Linked DNA regions of Homo sapiens: region 2 is linked to region 1. The links are chromatin contacts, found by Hi-C or POLR2A ChIA-PET in ENCODE. All regions are on one chromosome and are shown on one strand. Each heading gives the region's core, a stretch centred on a gene start or an enhancer-like site at or near the end of the contact. The rest is flanking DNA. Distances are from core to core; before and after follow the strand shown. Region 1 has its middle 56 kb from the start of ARID1B. Region 2 overlaps ARID1B (AT-rich interaction domain 1B).

Region 1 (6,584 bases), core at 1,033-3,532:
GTATGCCTGAAATGTTTCATAATTTAAAAGTAGTACTCATATAATGAAATTTTAAAATTAAAATTTAATTTAAATGTGTCTCTGAGAATGTAATTAGTTGAAGGTACAATCATAAACTTCAGGAATAATTTGGAAAAATATTTTTACATTTTTATTTCTGGCAAAAACAGGATTTCCAAACCAGAACATATAATTTCTCCAAAAACAGAAATGATTTTTAATGACAATATTTTATTGTCATTATTACTCAATTTTGTTTAAAACCCAAAGTATCTCCATCAGAGGGAAAAATTAAGACAAAACACTTCCCTTCCTAAAAAAAAATATGTCTAAAAGAGGGAGTTAGTGAAGACATTGAATCTGTAAAAAGTGGTAGTCATTTTATTCTACCAACATATTCTAAATTTAGAGGGAAATCCACGGCTAGAGCAGCCCCTGGGTGACTCAGCCCAGCTTCCAGGCTTGGCAGAGCCAATCAGCACAGTGTGGCCGACTCCGCCAGGGGCTGGATTACACATCTGCACGCGGTTCAACAGCTTCGTTAGTGACACAGAGTCAAGCTAGCTTGAAAAGCAGGTAAGGAAAACACTCGGCGCATTCCACATTTTCCCTTAAGGAGAATTACACCTTCAAGTCAAGCTGCATTTTGCATGCCTAGGACCCCCAAAACACTATTTAAATTATGTACAGAAACCATTTCATCCCCAGTGAAATATATTTGTCTCTTCCGGAGAAATAAGGGGTGACCCAGTCCCCAAAGAGTCCACCCCCCAGGGTGAAGACCCCCGCTCCGCAAGGATCACAGGTGGGTGTTCCAAGGCATCCACACTCTGGTTTTGTTTTTTTTTTTTGTTTTTTTGTTTTTTGGGTTTTTTTTTTTTTTGTATCAACTTCTCTTTTTTTTTTTTTTTTTTTTTTTCCGAGACGGAGTCTCCCTCTGTCTCCACACTCCAGCCTGGAGTGTGGTGCGATCTTGGCTCACTGCGAGCTCCGCCTCCCGGGTTCAGGCGATTCTCCTGCCTCAGCCTCCTGAGTAGCTGGGATTACAGGTGCCCGCCACCAGGCCTGGCTAATTTTTTGTATTTTTAGTAGAGACTAAAAATTCGCCATGTTGTTTCGCCATGTTGGCCAGGCTGGCCTCGAACCCCTGTCCTGAGGTGATTCACCCACCTCGGCCTCCCAAAGTGCTAGGATTACAAGCATGAACCACCGCGCCCTGCCATTAACGTCTCTTAAAGCACACACTCTGTCTCAAAGGCTGGAGGGTTTGGGAACGTTCTCGTCCTTTCTGTGACCCATCTACCACAGTCTTGGGGGTAAAAGCCCCGGTTTAAAAAGCTGGGAAATTCCACCTCATGGCCACGCGGTCTCAGCAGCTCTGGCGACTGGGAAACGTAGGGTTACAGGGCGGTAAAGATCATCAGAAAGGAGGGCTGAGGAGAGAAACTAAAGACTAAAGGTGAGAGGTCACAAACCCTGAAATTAGTAAAGATCTACGTTGTCGGGGGTGGGGGTGCGTGTGCGCCCAGCAAAAAGCCTCTGCGTCCACACAGGGATCCACCGCGGGGCTTCTGGAACTCACAGGCTCCCTCGGAGCCTTCAAAGACGCGACCTGATTGACAACAATTTTGTTTACACACCACACGCCCTGGGAAAGCCACACACCAGTGCCGGCGTTCCAGACGCTTCCTCTGCGCAGAGCCGGCCCAGGACGGGGGCGGGGCGGGCCCTGTTGCTCAACTCACCTCTCCCGCCCCGCACCCGCTCCCCGGGGAGGCGCCGACCCAGCGAAACTGGTGCATGTGTCAGCCGCCCAGCACCGGCCCAGGAGGCCGGCCGCGCCGCAGGCCGGCCTGGGAAAACGCCCAGCGGCTGCAGGCCTCCCGCTGCGCGCTGCGTGGTTCTGCACTGCACTCAGGACCTGTCAGGAGCAACACACACGCACATGCACACGCCCACACACATGCACACAGACACACACGTGCACACACTGCGTCGGTAGGAATAGCTCAGAGGTGCCCTTCCTTTCCAGGCAAAGTGCTTAGTAGCTGAATTCAGCGAGAAGAAATCATCCAAAGGTAACCCTTGCTCTGAGCCCTCCCCAGGAAGAAGAGAGAGGTCACTCTGGAAAAGCCTGGAACCTTCTCTCGCTTGAGGGTGCGGACAGCAGCCCACCTCCCCTTTGGCTAGGCCAAAGATCTCTCCTTCCTTTTAGGCCTAGCTTTCCCTGTCACTAAAAGGGCTACATTTATCCTTAAATATCATCTAAGCTGAAATACTACTACATTGCTTTGCAGTCGGTCATAGTGGAATCTTAGTTTCAGAACTACATTCAACACCTACTGCGCAGAAGCACCACATGGACACTGCCACAAAAATTAACACAGTGGATCCTAACAGAGCTGAATGGGGTTGCTGTGAATATCTCCCTAGTAAGATAGGAAAAAGGCCCATGTGGGCTATGATATTTGTATAAAGTGGTGTCGATGAGCTCATTGCAGGACTAGCTATTTGAACTTAAGTTTCAATGAAGTGTAAATGAGAACTGACTTCACCCTTGACTTTTATTTTTCTCTCCAAGTATTTCTCACTAGCCATTTTCATTTCCTCCTTTTCCTACCATTCTCACCCTCATCTTTCTACCCTCTTCTTGAAGCAGAGCACTTTTTCTCCACACTCTGGAAGGCCAGAGAGGAGAGAGGATTAGAGGCCCGTAAGCAGGGGAAATCCTATCCATTAGAAAAGGACAAGGGCAGAACAGGGGACTTCCGTGCTTCTCCTGCCAAGTTAATACGCTAGGAGAAGCAGCTGGGTCGGGTCTGGACACGCTTTTCTGTTCTGCAGCTCACAGAATTTTTTTTGTCACTTTAACTTCAGTGATCTCCGGTGCCCCCGAAGGCAAGTAGCACACCTGAATCATTAAGCTTCAGATGAGTTGAGTTCAAAGTTTTATTTTCTACTTTTAAAGCCCTCAATAAATTAGGGCAAAGGTACTGGGAACCCAGCCTCTTGCCCTGGCGTTCCTCTGGGATTGTTAAGGTTGGCTAAGCAATCTGCTCTTGAGAAACCAGGTGTAGAGAGACCTGGGTGGAGAGATCCGGGGGTTGTTTGTGGAACTTTCTCCTCCTCTGTGGCATATGCCAGCGTCTCTCAGGAGCAATCCTGCAAGGTTGCCTCCAGAGCTAGGTGGTGTCGACCTGTCTTTGTTATGCAAGTTGCTGAACTCACAGTGTTCCAGCGGAGTGTTCCTGGCCAGCGCATGAATGAGGAAATGGGTCGACACGAATTCTGGGCAGCAGGATTGGAATGCAACACCTCCCCACCCCTGCCTTCCCTGCACCCCCATCTTCTTGGGATAGCTGATACTCGAAGAGAAGCTAATGCTTGATTAAAGTGATACAATACTGTGTAGTCAGACGAACATTCTGAACAAATCTAAGTTGATCTTTTAAAAAACAATTAATTCTTACTGTTGTTGTTGTTGTTGTTGTTGTTGTTTTCTTTTCTTTTCTTTTCTGAGACAGAGTCTCGCTCTGTCACCCAGGCTGGAATGCAGCGGCACCATCTCGGCTCACTGCAACCTCTGCCTCCCGGGTTCAAGCGATTCTCCTGCCTCAGACTCCCAAGTAGCTGTGATTACAGGCGCCTGCCACCAAGCCCGGCTAATTTTTGTATTTTTAGTAGAGACGGGATTTCACCATGTTGGCCAGGCTGGTCTCAAACTCCTGACCTCAAGTGATTCACCCACATTGGCCTCCCAAAGTGCTGGGATTACAGGCATAGACCACCGCGCCCGGCCTAATGGCCTAATTCTTTCTTTTCTGTTTCTCTCATCTTTATGTGGAATCACGTTTTGTCCTGGCTCTCAGGTTTTTACGTTTCCAGCAAAATAGTTGTTTTTAAGATTTTTACATTGTATTAACAGAGGGGAATTATTGTTTTTTTCTCTGAACACTGCCTGCCTGCATATCCCCTGCCTCTGGAGCAACTAACATGCTTTTGAATTCTGGCTGCAGAAGTGACATTTGGTGTCATTTTCCAGGTGGTGCTGACTGTCTCCCCAGGAACAATGCGGAGACCCTGGGATTTTGTATGTAGGGTCTGAGACACAGGCGGGAATGTAGAGCAACAGAAGGAAGTTCTCTTAAGGTTGCTTCATTCCAGACCCCTGGGATGCCCCCACAATTACACCAAAATTCTGTTCTGGAAGATCTGCCCACTCCAATCAGATTCCCAAGGCCAAGACAAACAATAAAACGCATGACCATCACAACAAAAGGAGGTGGGAGGATAAACTATGGTGAGGTCAGCCCCCTAAAGAGTGAGCTTATTGGCCGAGGCGGCCAACACGCCTGTAATCCCAGAACTTTGGGAGGCCGAGGTGGGCGGATCACGATGTCAGGAGATGGAGACCATCCTGGCTAACACGGTGAAACCCCGTCTCTACTAAAAATACAAAAAAAAAAAAAAAAATTAGCCGGGCCTGTGGCACACACCTGTAGTCTCAACTACTCAGAAGGCTGAGGCAGGAGAATCACGTGAACCTGAGAGGCGGAAATTGCAGTGAGCCGAGATTGTGCACTGCACTCCAGCCTGGGCGACAGAGTGAGACTCCGTCTCAAAAAAAAAAAAAGAAAGAAAAAACAACAGGCTGGGCGCTGTGGCTCACGCCTGCTGTAATCCCAGCAGTTTGGGAGGCCAAGGCAGGTGGATCACCTGAGGTTGGGAGTTCGAGACCAGCCTGGCCAACATGGTGAAACTTCGTCTCTACTAAAAATACAAAAAAAAAAAAAAAAAAAAAAAAAAAAAGCTGGGAATGGTGGCGCGTGCCTGTAATCCCAGCTACTTGGGAGGCTGAGGCAGAAGAATCACTTGAACCCGGGAGGCGGAGGTTGCTGTGAGCCAAGATTGCACCACTACACTCCAGCCTGGGCAACAGAGCGAAACTCCGTCTCAAAAAAAAAAAAAAAAGATTGAGAATATTGATTTCGTTCACATCTTCTTTTTGAATGGACTGGAAATTAGAATTTAAAAAAACAGAGACTTTCTTCCGGAAGATAACAAAAAGTGAAAGTGAACCACTTTCTACAGGTAAAGGAAATACCTCTCATTGTGCTTCATAAAGTGATCTAAACCTATTGGAAGTGACATCCAGGAGACATACAAGCTCACATGGATGAATGAGGCTAGCATGCTGTGAGCTCCAGGAAGTTTGAAAGAAGCTGAGAAATGGCCCCATTGCTCATGACCATCCAAGGCAGTCTCCAGTGATCTTCATGGTGACACCAGCCACTTCTCTTCTTATGTTATTTACTAGTAGGTGATATCAGTCCCTTCTCACACTGCTCTAAAGAACGCCCGAGACTGGGTAATTTATCAAGGAAAGAGATGTCATTGACTCACATCCACATGGCTGGAGAGGCCTCAGGAAACTTACAATCATGGTGGAAGGGGAAGCAAACCCGTCTTCTTCACGAGAGAGAAGTGTCAAGCAAAGCAAGGAAAAGCCCCTTCTAAAACCATCAGATCTCATGAGAATTCACTCACTATCATAAAAACAGCATGGGGATAACCGCCCCCATGATTCAATTAACTCCCACCAGGTCCCTCCCATAATACGTGGGGATTACAGGAACCACAATTCAACATGAGATTTGGGGTGGGGTGCGGTGGCTCATGCCTGTAATGCCAGCACTTTGGGAGGCCAAGATAGGCAGATCACAAGGTCAGGAGGTGGAGAACAGCCTGGCCAACATGGCGAAACCTTGTCTCTACTAAAAATACAAAAATTAGCCAGGCGTGGTGGCACATGCCTGTAATCCCAGCTACTCAGGAGGCTGAAGCAGGAGAATTGCTTGAACCTGGGAGGCAGTGGTTGCAGTGAGGCGAGATCGTACCACTGCACTCCAGCCTGGGCAACAGCAAGAGTCCGTCTCACAAAAAAAAAAAAAGGGCCAGGGGCCCCGTGATTCACGCCTGTAATCCCAGCACTTTTGGGGGCCCAGGAGGGCAGATCACCTGAGGTCGGGAGTTCAAGACCAGGCTGACCAATATGGAGAAACCGCATCTCTACTAAAAATACAAAATTAGCCAGGTGTGGTGGTGCATGCCTGTAATCTCAGCTACTTAGGAGGCTGAGGCAGGAGAATTACTTGAGCCCAGGAGGTGGAGGTTGTGGTGAGCTGAGATTGTGCCATTGCACTCCAGCCTGGGCAACAAGAACATAACTCGGTCTTTAAAAAAAAAAAAGGGGGGGGGGTGAGATTTGGGTGGGGACACAGCCAAACCATGTCATTGACGTTCTGCTTAGAGTGAAGGATCCCTTTCCACTTTACTCAAGAGAATGGTCATGCTTATAGTACTTTATCTCAGTGTCCTCCACAGCATTTTGCTGAGGAATCAAATCCGTCTGTTATTATGGGAAGAGTACAGACTTTTAGGGAACTGAGATAAGAAAATCCTTTGGCTGGAATAATTTGTTCTTTATTTTACTAAGTCTCTCAGTAACATAGTGAACCTATCTGGGCGGTAAATAGATTCAAAGTCATAGGGGAAATGACCCAAATATTTTATTTTGTTTTTAC
Region 2 (6,104 bases), core at 3,353-5,852, 260 kb after region 1:
ACATAGGTTTCTTAGTTCATATAGTTCTGTATTTAAACTTTTTAAAAATGGTATAATACATAAAGGTTAAAATAGTTCTTTTTATTTTACTTGGTATGAGATTCCCCCAGAATTCTCAAATGAAAATTACAAGACATAATTCTGGAAGGAATTTTAGTTAATGTATACTTAGTCACAATAGTCGTTCTCAAACAGTGTCAGGAGTGGACAATCAGAAATAAAGCAAATGGTCTAGGCTTGTGACCTTATTTAGCTGTGGGGCAGGGATTGGGGCCAGCCAAAGGCCCAGGGGTGTCCAGTGGTTGCATGGTGGCACCTGTGCTGAGGGCTGGACGAGCTGTCCACTTTATCCCTTCCCCTGTGCCCACAGCTTTTGCTTTTCTGAGTGTAAAATTGCACAGATCTACTTTATTAAGAATATTTATTTTAATTGGATTGTGTCACGTTGATGAAGGATTTTTCTTTAGTTACCAGTGGAAGATGAACATTTAGTAAGCATGTGAACATAAATTTGGATAGCATGGTTTGAAATCAGAACCATAAGCACGTAATGCTTTTCCATTATTATTGATTAAAATAGGAGGCTTCGTTTCTGTCTCACCTTTTCAGTTAAACCCTCATTCTCCCCTTGGTAATATGTGGGATTCAGGTGTCAGTCTTTTCCAGCCAGAGAGACCTGCAGGACTTAGAAATCAGACTGATTACAGTTCTGATGTTCCTCTTTAAAACAAGCCATGTGCTAACAAACCAACCACCAAAAAGGTGGTCACTTTTTAGAATTTTGCTTAAAATTTTCCAGTAAAAAGACATTTTAAACTTTCAGTTTCTTTGTATTTTGATTTTATTGAAAGAAATAAAGTTAAAAAGTCATTTCAAGTGATACTTTGGTTGGTATCTGTTAATAGTGCTGTTGAGGATAGTTAACACATGGTAGTTTAGTATGTTTCTCATTGTATTATATAAAACCATATATAGTAGTTTACAGAGTATAGACTATGTATAACAGACTAATAGTCTCACATCATATAAGCAAAAGCCTAAGACTTTGTGCCGTGCAGTACAGTAGGCACTAGCTACTTGTGGGTATTGTGCACTCAAAAACTGGCTAGTAATTAAGGGACTGAATTGTACATTTATTTTATTTTAACAAATTTTAGAAATCTAAATAGCTACATGTGGCAGTCATGTTGGCTCATATTGGACAGCACAGATTATAGAACCTTTTTTTTTATTTTTTGGTAACAGCGAGTTCTTTAGAACTGTGCTGGTGTACGCATACGTAGTTTATAAGTTCCTATCATGAAGCAGTAACTGTTAATAAATGATCTTTGACAGCCCTTCTGATTCTCAAATTCTGTGCCATATCGTTTGCTATAAATTACTTTTTAATGCATTTTAATAGCATATGTAGGGTTATTTTACTTGTGAGTTTCTAAGCTGCTCATCTTCTGCATGTCTTTTACTGCTATGCAATGAAAAACATTTTTGGTTATTGGTTTAAACAGAACTTAGTTTTTAAGCATCACAGAATTTCCATATCAGATGGGAGTTGGAGGCAAATGAAATAAATAAAAGAAAATTCTATATTAGTTTACTTTTTAGCCCTCCAAATCCTTCCTGCTCTCAGGAGAACTGAGACTTGATTTGTTTGTCTTGAAAGATGGAACCACAGGCAACGCCCCCACTGTGTCCCTGCCCCCACTTATTTTTGGTTCAGTTTGACTTACCAATTTATTTCAATATTTACCGAATTTATTTAAAAATTTCCTCAAAGACATTTATTGGCATATATCATTCTGATTGTGGTTTTTCCTTCTTCAAAACCTCTTGATTGTTCAGGTTAGATTTTATGTGACCTGAATAGAAGTTCTCTCTTTGTCTGAAAACTTTTTCCTTGTGGAATGGTTTTCTACAACATTTTGCTAGGCTAATTTAGGTGTGATTTCCCAAAGGGCATCTGACTTGAAAACATTATTCATTCAGGTCTGACAATGCCCAGGATTTTAGGAGAGAGAAAGAGAGAGACTAGGGAAGAAATGAAGTGAAAACTGTAGTTTAGTTTTGGATTTTGAGTTTTTACTATTTATATTTCATTTATATCTGTGTACATTTTATTTTTTTAATAGCCTGAATAAAGATGTGCAATTTAAACAAGTTCAGATTGCCTACAGTTCAGGATTTTTAAAACACGTAGATTATTTTGGGAGCTTTATCTTTATAAACCTTGTAATAACAAAACCACGTGAGTACCAGAATCATTTCTCTTACTTAGTTTCTTGCAAGGGAAGCATTATTGACTCTTCTTTTTGCAGCAAACCAACATTTAAAACACATTGAATGATAAATAAGAAATAATCTTGTTTGGTTAATGTACCTGAAAAGCCAATTGTGTAGAGGTAAAGAGGAAACTGTTGTAATTTTGTTTAAGATTGGAGAAGAAGAGAAAGGTTAAATTGTTCCTTGAAAACATAACGCAGAACCAAAAACCCCCACATGTACTCTCTGACATCTTCTTCACACAAGACATATTTTATATTAATGAAATTCAGATAATTAAAAATCCAAGTGTAGGCATAGAAAAATCTTTACTTTTTCTTAGATACTGGCAGAGTTGTTTTAACTCAGTGAGAAGCATCACATGGAACAATAGAATTTATTAGCTGTTTGTTAAATTGTTTTAGCTGCTACTAAAATATATGCTTTCACTTATCAGAACTTACTTTCAAGTTCCATTACATCCTTCACATGCAGTATATGAACTTTACAGCAGCACACACTGTCTCTCCCTTCTCTGCCTTTTTGCTGTTGTTGTCATACATTCAGTATCTCAATATTTTATAAACACCACTACACATATTTATTTTATCTACCATTTGATGGCCATTTGGGTTCTTTCCACTTTTCAGCTATTTTGAATAGTTCTGCCAGGAACAGTCATGTGTAGGTCTTTCTGTAGACATATTTTCAGTTCTCTTCAGTAGATACTTAGAAGTGGAATCTGCTGGGGGTGTGTGATTTTTGTGTAACATTTGAAGAAACTGCCACACTGTTTTCCAAATGACTGAACCATTTTACATTCTTATAAGCGGTGTTCCTCTCCACACCTCACCAGCACTTATCTTTTGTCTTTTGCATCGTGGCCATTTTTGTGGATGTGACTGGGGTTTTAATTTGCATTTTCCTAGTAATCAATGATGTGCATCTTTTAATGTGTGCATTGGCCATTTATACACCCTTTTTGGTGAAATGTCTATTCAAATATTTTGCCCATTTTAAAATTGGAGGAGTTTTGTCTTGAGTTTTAAGGGTTCTTTATATATCATGGATATGCATCTTTTATCATATATATGATTTGCAGATATTTTCTCACAGGCTGTGGTTTATCTTTTCACTTGCTTAAAAGGTGTCTTTTGAAGCAAAAAAATACCTTTAATTTTGCTGAAGTCCAACTTTACCATTTTTAAAAATCACTTGTGCTTTTGGTGCGAAACTGCCTCATTTTCAAAAGACATTTTTTTCCACCGGATATAGAATTTTAGTTTGACTGTATTTTTTTTTTCTTTTTTTTTTTTTTTTTCAGTTCCTTAAAGATACTGGTCCACTGTCTTCTGGCTTTCATTGTTTTGGCAAGAAGTCTTTTTAATTTTATTGTTCTTGATGTAATGTGTTTTTTTCTGACTCCTTTTAAGATTTTTCTCCTCTTCCCCCCATCTTTCCATGCCACCACAGTGGTGCATGTCACGAGCGTCCATGTGAAGAGACCACCAGGCAAGCTTTACGTGAACAGTAAAGCTTTTTTATTTCACCTGGGTGCAGGCGGGCTGAGTCCGAAGAGTCAGCAAAGGGTGATGGGATTATCATTAGTTCTTATAGGTTTGTGATAGGCGGTGGAGTTGGGAGCAGTTTTTTTGTGGGCAGGGGGAGGATCTTACAAAGTACCTTCTCAAGGGTGGAGCGGGTGTATCGTACAAAGTACATTCACAAGGACGGGGGAATATCATAAAGTACATAAGCGCAAGGGCTGGGAGGGGGTGTATTGTCACAAAGTCAATTGATCAGTCAGGGTGGGGCAGGAACAAATCACAATGGTGGAATGGCATCAGTTAAGGCAGGAACTGGCTATTTTCACTTTTGTGAATCTTCAGTTGCTTCAGGCCATCTGGATGTATATGTGCAGGTCACAGGGGATATGACGGCTTAACTTGGGCTCAGAGGCCTGACAGTGCACACGGATGTCCTGGCTGACATTCTCAAGAGCATCAACAATGCCGAAAAGAGGCAAACGCTAGGTGCTTTTTAAGCTGTGCTCCAAGGTCATTGCCCGTTTCTCACTGTGATGATGCAGCACGGATTATGCGGGGTGGAGTTGGGGGGACTTCCTGGGCCGGGGGACTTTTGCAAGAGACCCCGGTGACTCAGGATTTTGAGTTCTTAACCAGTCGAGTGAAGGATTCAAAATTAACCACTCCAAGGGAGGATTGAAAAAAGAACCACTCTCAGTGGACAAAAAGAAAGAAAGGGGAGAGGGTAACACAGGGATATAAGCCCTAGTCACCCGAGCCAGCAACGGCAACCCTTCTGGGTCCCCTTCCACCACGTGGAAGCTTTCCTTTCACTTTGTTCAGTAAACTGCGCTGCTGCTCACTCTCCTGGTCCGTGGACTCTTTTTAAGCTGTAACACTCACCGTGAAGGTCCGCAGCTTCATTCATCAAAGTTAGCGAGACCACAAACCCATCGGCAGGAAAAACTCCTAACTCAGTTACATTGGCAAATTTGAAATCATTGATGATCACAGAGCTGGGAAAATTGTTGTGAACCTCACAGGCGGGCTAAACAAGTGTGGAGTGATCAGCCTCAGATTTGATGTGCAACTCAAAGATCTAGAAAAATGGCAGAATAATCTGCTTCCATCCTGCCAGTTTGGTTTCATTGCACTGACAACCTCGGCTGGCATCATGGACCATAAGGAAGCAAGATGAAAACACACAGCAGGGAAAATCCTGGAATTCTTTTTCTAGGGATGTAATACATATTTACAAAAAAAAAAAAAAAAAGATTTTTCTCTCTCCTTGGTTTTAAGAAATTTAATTATGATGGGACTGGTGTGGTTTTCTTTGTGTGTCTTTTGGTTGTGTTTTATTGACTTTCATATCTGTAGATTTACAGTTTTTATCAAATTTGGAAAAAATTCAAGTCAGTTTTTTTCTTCAGATATTTATCCTGTCTCCTCTTTTTTTTTTTTTTTAAACAGCAGCTCTAACTAAATATATATATTAGACCTACCCTGAAGTCTCTTTCTCTTTGTGTTTTATTTTTCCTTTGTGGGCTGTGTCTTCAATTTCAGGCTTATTCGTTTTCATTTAAAAATTACCATTAAATCTATCCAGTGAAAAAGTGAAAATGTATTTTTTACATGCATCATTAAAGTTTATAGCTTTAGAAGTTCAATTTGGGTTATTTGATTTGGTTTCCATATCTCTACCTTAAGATGCACATTTTTTCTATATTTTTTGAACATGTGGAATATAGTTACACTAATTTAATATTGTTGACTTTCAGTTCCATTGTCTTTGTTGTTCTGTGTACATTTCAATTGACTGATTTTTCTCTTCATTTGGGGTCTTTTGTTTTTGTTTGCTTTTGTTTTTGTTTGCTTCTTTGCTTTCTGGTAATTTTTATTGTGTGCCAGACATTGTGAATTTTACCTTGTTGATGACTGGGTATCTTTCTTTTTATTCCTATAAACATCCTTGAACTTTAGTCTGGGACCCAGGCATATTACTTGGAAACAGCTTGATCCTTTTGGGTCTTACTTTAAGCTTTGGGAGGTGGGACAGGGTAAGCAGGGTCTGCACTGATTCTGCCCACTTTTCGGGCAGATTCCTCCCAAGGGCTCTGCGTGGTTTTCCCTCTCTGGCGGGTGGGAGCAGGAACTCTTCTGTGTGAGCCCTGAGGATTCTTCTTCTAATCCTTTTGGGTGCTTCTTTCCCCATCCTCACGTGGTTTCTTCACACACACAGGCTGAACGTGACTCTGCCGAGTATGGGAGGGAAGACTGCCAATACCAGGAGCGTTCTTGTTGGGTGGCTTTCCCTGTCTCTTA

Evidence for each region. A loop is a pair of places that touch in the nucleus more often than their neighbours do. ChIA-PET counts read pairs that join two places held with the same protein, here RNA polymerase II (POLR2A). Pooled maps may share reads with other maps.
Region 2: a loop to region 1 is called in a pooled map, with 2.0 times the contacts of the local background. The contact joins two enhancer-like sites. A Hi-C loop is called at or near these places in 2 of 50 pooled maps. POLR2A ChIA-PET finds 5 or more read pairs at or near these places in 5 of 52 experiments (CD4-positive, alpha-beta T cell, H1, HepG2 and 2 more).

The regions. Positions count from the first base shown.
Region 1 is chr6:156,718,354-156,724,937 of GRCh38, forward strand. No RefSeq gene overlaps it. Among named protein-coding and RNA genes, the nearest start is that of ARID1B, 56 kb to the right of the region's middle. RefSeq lists silencers at 1,642-1,961, 3,082-3,376 and enhancers at 2,562-2,631, 2,936-3,484. Within about 2 kb of position 2,283, at least 37 of the 41 ENCODE cell types and tissues checked have a DNase peak (open chromatin) inside an H3K27ac peak, as active enhancers do.
Region 2 is chr6:156,972,054-156,978,157 of GRCh38, forward strand. All of the region lies in intron 4 of ARID1B (AT-rich interaction domain 1B), which reads left to right. Among named protein-coding and RNA genes, the nearest start is that of MIR4466, 200 kb to the left of the region's middle. Within about 2 kb of position 4,603, at least 6 of the 41 ENCODE cell types and tissues checked have a DNase peak (open chromatin) inside an H3K27ac peak, as active enhancers do.